Linked DNA regions of Homo sapiens: region 1 is linked to region 2. A link is a contact called in ENCODE Hi-C or POLR2A ChIA-PET data. All regions are on one chromosome and are shown on one strand. Each heading gives the region's core, a stretch centred on a gene start or an enhancer-like site at or near the end of the contact. The rest is flanking DNA. Distances are from core to core; before and after follow the strand shown.

Region 1 (6,767 bases), core at 1,175-3,674, 210 kb before region 2:
TGAATACAATGCTTTATTCTCTCATTGAAATTTTGTAGGAAGCTCATGGGTTGCTTTTGCAAAAGCAATTTGAAGATATTCCACGTTAGTTTGAAAGCTTTGTATTTAAGAATTAGATTGTTTAAGGTTTGGGAGTACTTCTGTGAAATTGAGGTCATGGGAGTTTAGGTTTATGATGATGAAAGTGTGTGTGGAAGGCACATGGCAAAACGTTGACTTTTGCTACTCAGTTTTTCTTATAGGTCACAGGTTGAATTCTTTTTATCAAAATCTGCATGTTCTTGCCAGTTGTGGTGGCTCACACCTACAACCCCAGCACTTTGGGAGGCTGAGAGGCAGGAGCATCTCTTGAGCCCAGGTGTTTGAGACCACCGTGGGCAATATGGTGAAACCTGTCTCTAATAAAAATACAAAAAATTAGCTGGGCATTGTGGTGTGTGCCTGTAGCTCTAACTACTTAGGAGGCTGAGGTGGGAGGATTCTTGAGCCCGGGAGGCAGAGGTTGCAATGAGCCGAGATCGCGCCATTGCACTCCAGCCTGGGCGACAAAGTGAGACCCTGTCTAAAAATAAAATTAATAAAATAAATCTGCATGTTCTTTCTATAAATAGGAATTTTATTTTCATAAATAAGACTAAAATAGTGGTCTGGGGGGAATTAACACAGTGGGAGGGGAAGAGTAAAAAACGTGTATGGTTCTAAAAAGAACTTACAAGGTTAAAATCATGGTCTATTACTTTTATAGTAGGTCTGGCTATAAAGATGTTAAATTTTTACCAAGTATCAAATTCAAGGAAAATGTTGTGAAATAACATTGGATGCATTCAAAGGAATTTTAAAATAATTATAATTTGCCGTCTTCTCCTTGGTCAGAGGGTACTTTGGAATCTTACTTTGAGCTGTGCAGGCAAAAGGAATTATTCCACTTTTCTCTATTTGGCTTTGCTCTGTTGTTGACTATTCCTCTTGAGTTCAAGTGGAGGCCTCCTGGACAGCTGGTGGCCAGGGCAGCTGTAGTGACCCAACTCTAGTGTGCCCCTCCCAAGGATGGAGCTCCCAGTTTAGCTGTTGGGTTTGTACATAAAATGCCACAGCACAGCAGTCTGAGCTCTTGCTTTCTGTTTAAATAAAAAGGCAGATGCTTCACACATGTTTTCATGAATTTATATAAACCATGGAAGGAAAGAATGCTGATATTCAATAGGAACCCTGTAGCAACTTGTTACTTGTAATTTTTAGGTTTACTGTAAGAGCAAATGCAGAAAGCAAACCTGCATCTGTGCTGACACTGGGTTGGGACTAACCCATGCTCTTTTAAGTGCCTAAGTAGTGGGTGAATGGGGCATCTATAAATAGTGAGTTAGTGTGTCTGACAGACCTCAGAGACTGGAGGGATTCCTTGGGCCAGCATTGTCTCATGTGGCCACATGTGGCCAGGGAGGAACACAGCTGAAGGGAAGGAAGTGCGCTCTCTTTTATCCTTCTTTCCATATCAAGAAGAGTAGATCCTTGAGTCAGGGAGCTAGCCTGCTGAGGAGCGCTAGCTCTGGAGCATGGTCTACTGGGCAGACCTAAAGTAGGACTGAGAAAAGCTTTGCCACTTCCTTGAGGAAGATACTGTATTGGCTTCCATGACTTCCGGAGGCATCTGATGCCTCCCAACCGGCTACCCTGCTAAGTTACACTTGATTAACTTTTCTGTCTCCTCTTGGACTCAGTGTTTTATGAAGCTGAGCTTCTCTTGGAATGCGGAGCCTGGAAAGGGAGGAAGTGTGCCCTGGGCATTCCTTACAGTTGTACTGGATTCATACTGATCCGTCCACACTCTCTCGGGCCTCTGTGACAGCGCCAGGCACATGTCACTGTTGAATTAATTGATGGTGTACACTTGTTAGCAGATGAGCTACAGTTGAGGGTATAGTCTGTGGCCATCAGATACAGTCAGATGTCATGTGGGCCAAAACTTACAACCTTGGAGTCATAAACCAGCTGTGAACACCCAGGAAATGAATCATTCCATCTGAGCCAATCTGCAGTCTCCTCTCTCACTTGCCACCTGACACTGTAGCACCCCTTCTGGTGTGATTGAAGAACTTCTAAGTGCCAGCCTGCCCACACCTGGTGATGCACCAGTGTCTGTGTGCTGCCTCGGGAGGTGACTGTGAGATATGAGGATCTTATATAAGCTAGTAGTTTTGCATATGGCTAGCCCTTGTTGGCTCGGGACAGCTGGTTTAACAACCAGCCCTTAGATGACACTGGGTAGAAATTTGATGTTAAGTATTTCTCACTCCCTTATTATAGGATTTTTTAAGAGCAGTGTTTGCCTAAAGTCAGAACCATCTTCTAGGAGAGGGGTCAGGTGGTACTGCTAGTTTTTGGCCAGTTTCTTTTAGCTTATCTGTGATTCACTTAGATGGTTGATACATTCCTTGCCCATTCTGGTGGCTTTCTGACCATGGGGGACTGTCTGGTGGCAGTGCAGGATAATAAGTAGGAAGGCTTATGATCTGAGGAGTGTAAATAGTAAATGGAGACATCTCTTGTTAGTTTTTCATTTCAGCTGTTGACTCCTCAGTAGTGCTGGATTTTTTATGTTTATCACTGTCTCTTTCACCCCCACCCTCTCTTACCCAGAAGACAAATGGTGAGGTTAAATTTGGCCATGACTCAGCCAAAGTCTGGTGGTGGCCATCAGGAAAGAGTGTCAGAGGTCTTAGAATTGGCACTCGGGTGCTTGAACTGTTTTTAGTTTTCACTAAAGTTGAAACTATTCTGGTTGAACTTATTCTGGTAATAAGCTGAAAACAATGTGCTCCTGGGCATGTTTCAAAAACTAAAACATTTTTTAAAATGGAAATATGGATTAGGGTAGCTTGCCACAATGATAGTCACGTGTAGGGAAATACACACAAATTGAACTAAGTCTAACTTTTATGCTTAGATAACAAAAAGATACTTTTGAATTTACCAAATATTCATTCAAGCAGTCACCAATGAGGCATCTGGATAGCTTCTTTTGTAAGACTGTCCTTATTCTTATAAAGTTAGTTGGCTCTGAAAACTTTACTTCAGTTGATCCAAGAGTTTGAGTTGATATTTCAAGGATGTTAAACTTTGCAGCCTAAAACAAAACTGAGATTGCATATGATTGGTTTTTATGGCTTCCATTTTAGAATGAAAAAGACGATAGTGATTGGCTTAACTTTTTTTCTCTCTTTAGAAAACATTTCATAGCGGTAAAGGTGACATATACTGTTGAAAATGTATAAAGGTAGCTCTGGGTCCAGGGGTGTTGCTGGCAGATTTTTTGAAATAATTCTCCAGAATCAGCAGTCAACAAGAAAAGAACAGTGACTTGCAACCTGGAAATCCAGCTGGGACTGCCATGAATGTTTGTGGTAGTTTGGGATCACATGCCGGTTCTAGGGGACAGCAGGTCCATGCTGGTTCCTGGGTGGCAGCCCCTGTGTGGATAGGCAGTCTATAGTGTGGGGGAGTGGGTACCTGAAGAAAGAGACCTGTAAAGGAGTCAGCATAGCACCCCAAAGCCCTCTCTCCTGGACTGGGAGACAGTCATAACTTTTGGAGTGGCAATGATGTTTCAACAATGTATACAAACCTTATTCTAATTTTAAAAAGCTATTTAATTAAACTCCATATTTAATTTTTTTGAAAAGGTGGCACATTCACATGGTTGCAACTTTGAGAAGTACACAGTGATTTATAGTAAAATATCTCATGTTGTTATTCCCTCTCACCTTCGACTTTGCTCTCTGCTTCCTTCCCTCAAACTTCCCACTTGGCCGCCACATGTAATCCTTGTTATTAATTCCCACATGTTTTTGTGGATGAAGACAAATATATGTAATTTACTCCCTTTTAAAAATAAAGGTAACATACCATATATACTTTTTTTTCATTTACTATTTCTTGGGGCTCTTCCTATACTAGTAAATAAAGAGCTTCCTATTTCTTAACAGCTGAATAATATTCAGTTCCATGTATATAGGAATCCTATGTAACCTATCCCCTGTTGAAGGATAGTTAGTCTGCTGTCTATTCTTGGCCATGGTAAACAATGCTGCAGTGAATAACGTTGCATATATGACATTTTGCACATGTATAAGTTTACCTGGAGGATAAATTCCTGGAGGTGGGATTGCTGGGTCAAATGGTCTGTGTACTTGCAATTTTGATAGATGATATCAAATTGCCTTCCATAGGGCTTGTTCTAATTCCCTTTCCCACCAGCAATTTGCAGCCGATCAATGTGAATGTGGTCTGAGGTCCACCTCACTCTGCAGGCTGACCTAAGGGGCTGCTTTTCTCCAGTGCCCCAGCAGTAGCCCTGGCTGAGAAAGCCTTTTTGAGAAACAAAGGATTTGATTTATTTTTGAAAACGTTAATTAGCGTCCTTAAGTAAACATTTGATAAATTAAATCTGATTAATTTAAGCATTGACTGAAGCCATTTTTATCAAACCTGTAGGAAGGGTGTATCAGGAAGATGAGCAATCAGCTGAAAATTTTAGTATTTTTGAAACTGAGCAGAAAAGTGTTAACATTTTACCATGTCACCATTTTAATGTGAGAAAGGAAACCTCCCAGCAAGAGGTTGAGAAATGACAGACCAGAGTGCTCCTGTTGTCTCCTTCCTAGGTCATTCCCCTTCGTGGCTTCAGTTTCTCTGCCATTCCTGGAGCTCTGCTTCCTGGAGGTACACATGTCCCCCTCACCCTTGATTCCTCCCCGGCCCTCGATTCACACCCCCCCCAAACTTCATGTTCAAATCCTCATTCTGCTATGCTATGCTATTCTGCTATGAATTCAAAATTTTTAAGTAATGAAAACTTCGATAAGAGCAATATACACTTACGATTTTTAAAAAGCTATAATTTTTATGATTTAATGCCATGATTACAATTTTAGGATCTCATTGGAGATCAGATTGGGTTTGACTAGAAAATGAGCAGGTGTGGAAAAGGAGGTTGGAAATGGTCTGAACTGAATTTGGGTGAAGATCTCAAAGTACATAGAACAGCTGATGTCATCTCAGCATATTGTTTCACCACAAAAGCAAGGTCATCTAACAACATTTTGTCATGGTGAATCTGATGAGAATTCCTAAGTACACTCTGAGAATAGAAAGAAGGTGGATGCTGCGGAGGGGGTCTGCATTGGAAAACCTCTGCTGCCATTTCAATGCATCGAGCCACCTTGCCTTATTATAGTGAACAATAGTAGAAGTACCTGGAGGCTCCATAGAGGGGCTGTGTGCAGTGAGCATAGTGTCGAAGCACCATGTGTCAACAGTACACACTTCTGAAGGTGGAAGAAGAATGACATGAGAACAAGAAAGAGAAATGATTGCAGGCTCTTACATAAATGCAACTGATACGTGGGTTTTTTACTAACAGTGGCATAGAATGAATACAGTGGTATAGAATAACATATTTAAAAATAAAACAAGAATCCCTATTCTGTTTCCTTATCCTGCTGCTGTTTTTCACGGCAATCATCACCTTATACACTCAGTTCTGTATAACACTTGTTTGTAAAACCCGTATTTGTTTCAACATGATTGACATATTAGGGGACAATTTGAGCATAACGTGGATTTCACATTTGCTGGTATAATTTTGTTTGCAGAAGCTCTAGGTGAATGCAGAAAACTGCCTTCAGCTGAACCAAGCCACACAGCAATACACAAAACACACACCTACACACACCTAAAGCATCTCCCACCTACCTCAGTTCATGTCTCATTTTTTGAGCCACACCCATCCACATGTGGAGTTCCAATATTCTCATTCCTGATGATCCTCTATCCATCCCACAATTACAAGCCTTTCCGATGCCCACTTCCACAAGCACACTTTGGTTTCTTCACAGTACAGTGCCACATTTTTTGTAGTATTTATGTATTTCTAAGCCACTTAGTGTGTATAAAACTGTGCTGTGCTTTTATTAGGCTCCTCTCTTTTTTCCCCGTATGCCTTCTGGTGTTATTGTGAGATTTTTTTTTTAGCAACGTGTATGTTGTATTATAACAGAACTGCCTGACTGTGATTGACTTGGGTTTATTGTTCATGTTTATTGTCTTGTCCCCTCTCCTCCTCCTTCCCTGGTAGAATGTCAGTACGTGAGGGCAGAGCCTTTTGATGGGTCACTCACTGTGGTGTCCTCAGCACCTAGAATGGTGTCTGGTGCAAAGAAAGGCTCAATAAACATTTGTTGAATGAATGAATCTCAGATCATTTACTGGAAATAGCACTCTAACTATATTCTGTTGTAAATTAATGTTCTATAATAAAGAATTACAGCAGTCTACCCTTGTTTACAATTTGGCTTTCAGTTACCTGTGGTCAACTACAGTCCAAAAATATTAAACGGACAATTCCAGACATAAACAATTCATAAGTTTTCAATTGTCTATTGTTCTGAGTAGCATGATGAAATCTCTTGCCCTTGTCCCTAAGCTGAAATCATCCCTTTGTTCAGCGTTTCTGTGCAGCATACACTACCTGGCCATTAGTCACCCAGTGGCCATCTCAGTTATCACATCGGAGCCATTGTGGTACAGCAGTGCTTGTGTTCATGTAACTCTTATCTGACTTCATAATGGCCCCAAAGCACAAGACTAGTAATGCTGGCAATTCAGATAAGCCAAAGAGAAGCCATAAAGTGCGTCCCCTAGGGAAAAGGTGAAAATTCTTGACTTAATAAGGAAAGAAAAAAATTATATGCTGAGGTTGCTAAGATGTA
Region 2 (7,051 bases), core at 2,518-5,017:
TCGGTGCAGAGCATCAAGAGCACCCTGTCGGCCCCCACCAGTCCCTGCTCCCAGTCAGCTCCCAGCTTCAAGCCCAACCAAGTGCGAGATCTGCGTGAAAAGTAAGCATTAACTTGGCAGTGGAGAGGGGTGCAAGGATGCCATCCAAAAGAGAGCCCACAGGTGCCTGCCACTCTCCCCTCCCTGCTGGCCACTTTGTCCCCCACCCAGCATTGCTCCCTACCTCTTCTTGACCATTAAACCACCAGCCAAACATCTCGGTGGATTTCCCACACAGGGTGGCCCCTGGCGACTTTTACAGACTTCATCTTACTAATCCCAGGAACTGTTTTTCAGCTACCTGTTTTTAAAAAATATTATTTACTATCTCAGTTAATATCTGTTCAGAAAAGCTGTGTTTTATCAAATGGAAAAGACTTCAAAACACAAAACTTTGGCCTAGAAATAACCACTGTAGGAATGTGGGGTTGGAAGAGTCTCGCGATACTCCTGACAATACAGGGATATCTCTGGGTTGGTTTAAGTTAAACAGAAAAAACCCATATGAGTTTCCAAATAGCTGTCTCTATATATTTCAGTACACACTAATTCCATCATTTAGTCTGAAACATTTTTATTGAGTGTCTGTTAGAGGCCAGGACTACTTGAAGCCATGAAGATACATAAATAGAAAGGTATGATCTCTGTCCCTTTGAGCCTCACGTTTGGGCTGGGAGGAAGACCGAGAATGGTAGATAGAAAAAAATGGAATGATTGGCAATCCTATGAGATATTATATGTATTTAAAGTATAAAGTTTGACAAAATCTGCCAAACCCAGAGTGGTTCTATAGTATAGAGGTACAACAAAAGGCTGGCCATGCCTGCTCCAGAGTCTGGGTCCAGTTGTATCTTCCCAAATGGATGCTCTGAGGTCACTGGGATGAGGGACTTTAGGCTCCAGTCTCTGCCACCCAAATCCACAGGGGCTGACTAACACATTCCCATCCTGCTGCTGATAGTCTGGAAGCAGGAAGTGCTCATATCACTTGGCTGGATCATCCTCCCTCATCATAGAGATCCTCCTGGGAGTCAAATTTAGGTCACCAGGCTACATTATGAGGAAGAAAATCACTCAGAATAAGTTGGATGACCTTAAGAAAGAGTGATCAAGATATATCCCTCCTCTCCATCTCTAAGGGAATACCCCACCAGCACCAAGAGGTGCCCCAAACAATCTGATACCCATGGAATCATTTGAGCAGGACCCAGGCCATGCCTTCAGATACCTGTTATCCCAGGAGGAGGAGGGACTGGTTTGAGATAGATGTGCAACCATGGTCTATGTTGACACCCCTCTTCTACCTCATAACCCCAGATGCCCTCTCTCTACAGGCTTTTATGTTTCTGAGAGTCTGTGTACAGCTCTATTTTAGTGAAAAGAAGACCTAAACTTCTAAACATATTAAGGAAAGAGAACCTTTACCATGAGCATTGCATTTTGTGATCTAGAATCTTAAAGAAACTCAGCCAATTCTCAAAGAAAAAGCCCTCGAAGCTCTCTTCCAGCTGGCTTGAGAAGTTAACATGAAGAGAATTGAGGAAATTGTACACAATCCTCTGAAAAAGGCCTGTATATAAAGCCACCGAAGATGCTGAGGGTAGGAGTTAGGTGGACCTTGTCAGTAGTACTTGGTGTTCTCCTGCTTCATCATGTTTGTTCCTTGTCTGTTTCTTGCTGTTACACTTTTCGAGGATTCCTGTGTTGTGAGTTCAGGTGACAATGCTTTGCAATAGGCTGGTAAGGATGATGATACGGAAGTGGACCATCCTGGGCACGGTTCACAGTCTTGAAGTGCTGGGCTCGGTAGGATCTGAAACAGGAGGCCAGAGATGCCACTCTGAATGCTGTTTGCTTCATTCTTTTTGGAATTTCACTTTACTGGAATTATTACTTCAACATTAATTTAGTAGCATTTGAGCAAAATATACTTTGCAGCTTGTAAAGATAGGTGATGTTTTATCTATCTAGATTGATGATTATGAAGTGACTTCATTTACGAAGCCTGTTGGAGGGATTTTGCCTGTGGCCCCAAAGTGACGGCATGATTTTGATGAGGTGGGAGTGCGATAGTGGGAATGCAGTGGTGAAATGCTGATTGGGAAATGATTTCTTCCTGCATAGCTTAGTCACCTGCTCAACATCTGTGCCTCAAACAGTACCTCAGAGTCAAGTGGCTCATTGTGTTCTGTCCCCTGCAGACCTTGAAAGACACAGAAGCTGCCTCATGTACATATATGCACATTGCTCTTCATCCCTGCAAACGCCCTGGCCGCACCTAACGCTAGCTTATAGCAACATGCCTTCAGATGCCACATATGAAGGATTTGGGGCTAGATTTTATAACTCAGTCACCCAAGTGATGCCAACTTTTGTAAAGAAGGGAGAAATATGTTTTAGAAAGGGGTTCATATTGTTCTAAAAAAATATAGGGCAGTCTCCACTCAGATGGTCCTTTTGCATCATTTGAATTTAACTCTCACGATCATCCTCTGTAAGATTCAGACAGGACAGGTTTTATTAACCTCATTGTACAAGTGAGAAAACAGATGGGGCTAAGTGCCTATTCCAAATCACAGGACTAAGGGCTATGACCAAGGGCTGGGCCCTTGGCTCTTAATATCCAAAGTATACAGACTCCTTCCCAGTCAACCACATCCCAGCCAACCACTCCTAAACATATTCTTCAAGCGAGATGATTAGAGAGACAATTTGATTTACATTCCTTGTAGGTATTTTTTTGTTTGAGGTAAATACAAAAATTCAAAGACTTGGAGAGAAATGCTTAGTCTCCCTGTAGACTTAAGCCAGCTATGTGCTTTAATTCTAATAAAGACTAATAAGAGCTTGAACTCAGATTTGTTTGCTTTGGTTTCTTAGGAAATACAACTCTACACTGAGCATTTGCCCAGTAAGGTACAAGTTTATTGGTCATTGGTCAACTAAAAGCATCTTTATGGGACCATGTGTGTCATAATGAGTTTCATCTTTGCACTTAAAGTTTACAAATTTCATTGGAAGGGGAAAAAATCTTAGTGCTAGAAAGTTCTTAAAATTTAGCCCAAAGCAGGAGCCCTTTCTGTCAAGTTCCCAAGAGATGGGGTACACTTCCAGGCATGGGTGCTCTTTCTCCTGAGGTACCCCATCTGCCCTTGAACTATTCTGTTTATCCTGGTTCTTCCTCTGTTGACAAAAACAGGGCTGCTTCCTGCTCTGTGTGTCAGTCCTTCTGATACCAAACACTGCATGGGACTTAACACGTGAACTTTCAGTTTCATCCTGCTGATTTCCACACAACATTCCAAACTATAGAAGTAATTTTGAACTTCATTTAGTCACTAATGTTAACAGTTGTGCCATGCAGCTTTCAGTCATGTGTATATTTTAATATACGTGGAAGAGTGACCTGGCAGATAGTGGATGTTGACAACTGGTTAGGGAGTGGAGGGTCCAGACTAGTGCCACGTGCCTCAGCAGCAGGGTCTGCAAACTTTCTCTGTCAAGGGCCAAGTAACATGTTAAACTTGGAGTACCAGACGGTCTCTATTGCAACTACTCAACTGAATTCTGCCTTTGTAGCACGTCAACAGCCATCAGCCACTGGTACTGGCATGAGCATGGCTGCATTCCAGTGACATTTTATTTATAGACACTGAGATTTGAATTTTACATGTCATGAAATATTATTCTTTTGATTTTTTTTCAACCATTAAAAATGTGAAAACCACTCTTAGCTCACAGGCCGTATAAAAACAGGTGGTAGGCCAGATGTAGCCCACAGGCTGTAGTTTGCCAACCCCTGTCCCAAGGGTCTGGGTTTCTTGAGGGAGGTTGGGGGAAATTGGCAAAGGAGAGTATGTGGCATATGAGAGAAGAATCCACTGTGTTATGTGTGAGGGCTATGGGGAACAGTATTCTTAGATTTGGTGTTAGAGCAAGGAAGTCAAAGGAATATTCCATGAAGAGATAGAGACTATAGGGGACTTTGCTGATGGCTGATCATGAGTTCCCAGGGCACAGAGGAAGATTGAGGGGTCGGAGAAGGGCAAGAGATAAGCCAGATTGAGGGACACATGGAGAGGGAGGGGACTATGTGATGAGTCCAGGGAAGATTGGACTGTGCAGGCCGGGATTGGTCCCAGTGGTCCCTTCGGGCAGTGGTTCTTGACCGGGGTGATTTTGCCACCTAGGAGACATCTGGACACATTTTTGGTTGTTATAACTGGGACGGGGTGGTGCTGCTGGCATCTAGTGGGTGGAGTCCAGGAATGCTGTTCTACTTAGTGCAGGATAGCCCCCTGCCAAACAAATAATTATCTGTTTTAAAATGTCAGTAGTGTTGAATCTGAGAAATTCTGCCTTAGGGGAAGGCAGATCGTTGGTTATGTAATCCACATGATGCTGAGATAGAGAGTGTTTTGGCTATTGGAAAGGGTAGTTTTCTTAGAAGCATTTGGAACTCTGTGCACCTACCTTAAATATTCATGTGCATGGGTCAAAATTGACTCTTTTTCAGAGAATATAATCAGCTAAAACACAGATCTATAGAATATATTTCTAGTTTAAAAAAATCCATTGGCATTTTACAAACAAATGTCATGGAAACAGATTCCTTAAATGAGATATGAATTGTCTTTCACAGCTGACTGGTTACTCTGGGCTACTACATGGTTTACAGTAGAGTCTTTTTTTTGATTTTAAGTCCGTTTAGCAAAGTTTCACGCTTCAAATTCTCAGGAAATATGCTTGAACACTTTTAGGGGACCAAGCCTTGACTTAATCTCATGCTACTCTCAGTAACTGAAATGCCAACAAATCCAATTCTAATCGGCTTCATACACATCCATCACTCCAAAAAATTGACATAATGGAATGTGACACCAGCATAAAACAAGTTGGCAAGAGAGAACAATGATTATATAAGAGAGGTGTGACAGTCTACATCCAGGCTTCACGAACCTGTTCAGAGGAAGAGGAACCTGGCACAGTCTCACCAGAAATGTTCAAGTGGAGCTGAGGAATCTGCATTGAGAAGCAGCAGTGGGCAACTCTCCTCTTGGCTGCCGATACTTTCAACTGATGGTCAAGAAGGAAAAAAGTTACATATAAGAATTGCTAATTTTTTTCCATGTAAGTTACACTAGGGTTACAGAAAAATTGACTAATGTATGTTTCACAGAAGTCCTCATTCTAATAAATGCAAAGTGATAAGGATATATAAATGGGTCTTGTGGGAGTCAGGAGTTGTAGCCAAGCCTTGAGCTTGTAGTCAGGAGAACAGTAGTCTGACCTACAGACATACTTGACCCTTGAGCAGCAGAGAGAAGATGTGGCCTAGCCTCAGCTGGTTCCAGGAGCAAAAGAGACCATGCTTAGGTGGGCTCCAGGCCAGGAGTACTGATGCGGCAGTGGAGAGCCCACTTGAGCTGCAGGGAGAAGTCTGGCAGGGGTTTGTTGTGGGGCAGGGTGCAGAGACCAGCACTGGAAGCTCAGCCTGCACCTGGCAGAGAACAGACTACCGCTCCTAAGGAGTGGGAAGCACTCAGTCTCCACAAATCCTCACCAGAGGGGTGTTTAGAATCACTGTGGTCTTGGGCATAGGATGTGGAGGTATTGAAGCATGGGAGGGCAAGTTCAGAACCCAGCTCTCCCAAAATAGCTATGTGCCAATTTATATATGGCCATTGGCTCATAGTAGGCACTGAATAAATAGCAACTCTTTATGTTTTTAAATAAAAATGATAGGATTTAAAGATGTGGTGCCAACTGTGTGATGTAAAATGAAGAGAGTTGTACCATATAGTGCAAAGATGAATATAACAGTAACAGCCACAACAACAGCTAGCCTTTACGGAACACTTAATCATCTGCCAGGCAGTATGCTAAGCACTGCAAGTGTACAAACTCCATTTTTGCTATTATGTCACGATATAGGTACTGTAATTAATGCTGTGTGACAGGAGGGGAAGCTGAGGCACAGGGAGTTGAAGCACCTTGCCCAAGGTCCCACAGCTAATATATGGTGGAGCTGGTTCTACAGTTTAGGTGGTCTAGCTCCAGAGTCCATGTCCTCACCATTCTCCTAAATAACCCTTATTTCTGTTATTCTGTGGAAATAAATACATGCTGAGTACTTGGCAATTAGTAAGCCATTAGTAAATGGACACTGCTGTATTTATTATTGGATCTATATTTTTCATATCAATACATTAAAAATTATTGCTTAATGGTACATTAAAAAATTATTGCTAATGTTCCAATATATAGATATACCATAATACCATGATGCTGTCATACATTTTGCTATGGCTTGGTTCCAGTTTTTTTCTCATACCAAACTTGCTGTAATGAACATACACACTGGTGCACATACACGTTTGTGAGCATTAGCACTCTTAGATTCTTAGAAGTAGAATTTGAGACAATGGACATTTACATTTTAAATATTGATATTGCCATATTGCTCTCCACAAAGGCTGTATGGTTTTACTCTCCGTCAGCATATGACTCACCATTTTCCCACATCATCACTGAATGTTAGGAGATTTTCATAATTTTTGTAGTATTGAAAAGTGAAAAATGCCTCAGCATTGTAATTTGCATTTTTTTATTACTACTGAGGCTGTACAACTTTAATTGCTTCATTAGCTATTAACATTTCCTTTTCTTAGTGTTGCCTGTAAATATTCTTTGCTCATTTGTCTCCTGAATGGTTTGCCTATTTTAATTGACCTACAACTAGTCTTTATTTTTAATATGAAAACCTTCAGATTCAAAGTAGAATATAAGTATTCTTTACACATTTTAGATATTAATATTTTGACCATTTTTTCTGTCTTTCAAATGTCTTTTAACTGAATTTCTGACACCTCTCATCACATGCACTAAATATATTTGTTATGGTGTCCAATTCGTGAGTCCCGTCCCGTGTGGCTTTTAGGCATCATGCTTGCTCAGCAATGTGTGTCCTCTTTTTAACTGCAGCCTCTGCGTTGTCCTGGGAAAATGCTAT

The links. A loop is a pair of places that touch in the nucleus more often than their neighbours do. ChIA-PET counts read pairs that join two places held with the same protein, here RNA polymerase II (POLR2A). Pooled maps may share reads with other maps.
Region 1: a map with no recorded cell type shows a loop between it and region 2 (2.3-fold over the local background). The contact joins two enhancer-like sites. A Hi-C loop is called at or near these places in 1 of 168 maps with a recorded cell type or tissue (mammary epithelial cell), 1 of 37 single-sample maps with no recorded cell type and 2 of 50 pooled maps. POLR2A ChIA-PET finds 5 or more read pairs at or near these places in 2 of 52 experiments (H1 and WTC11).

The regions. Positions count from the first base shown.
Region 1 is chr18:36,418,349-36,425,115 of GRCh38, forward strand. The region is part of intron 3 of FHOD3 (formin homology 2 domain containing 3); the gene reads left to right. Among named protein-coding and RNA genes, the nearest start is that of FHOD3, 120 kb to the left of the region's middle. Within about 2 kb of position 2,425, at least 3 of the 41 ENCODE cell types and tissues checked have a DNase peak (open chromatin) inside an H3K27ac peak, as active enhancers do.
Region 2 is chr18:36,625,649-36,632,699 of GRCh38, forward strand. It overlaps FHOD3 (formin homology 2 domain containing 3), which reads left to right. Exons shown (of 29, transcript NM_001281740.3): 10 at 1-101. Among named protein-coding and RNA genes, the nearest start is that of TPGS2, 200 kb to the right of the region's middle. Within about 2 kb of position 3,768, at least 3 of the 41 ENCODE cell types and tissues checked have a DNase peak (open chromatin) inside an H3K27ac peak, as active enhancers do.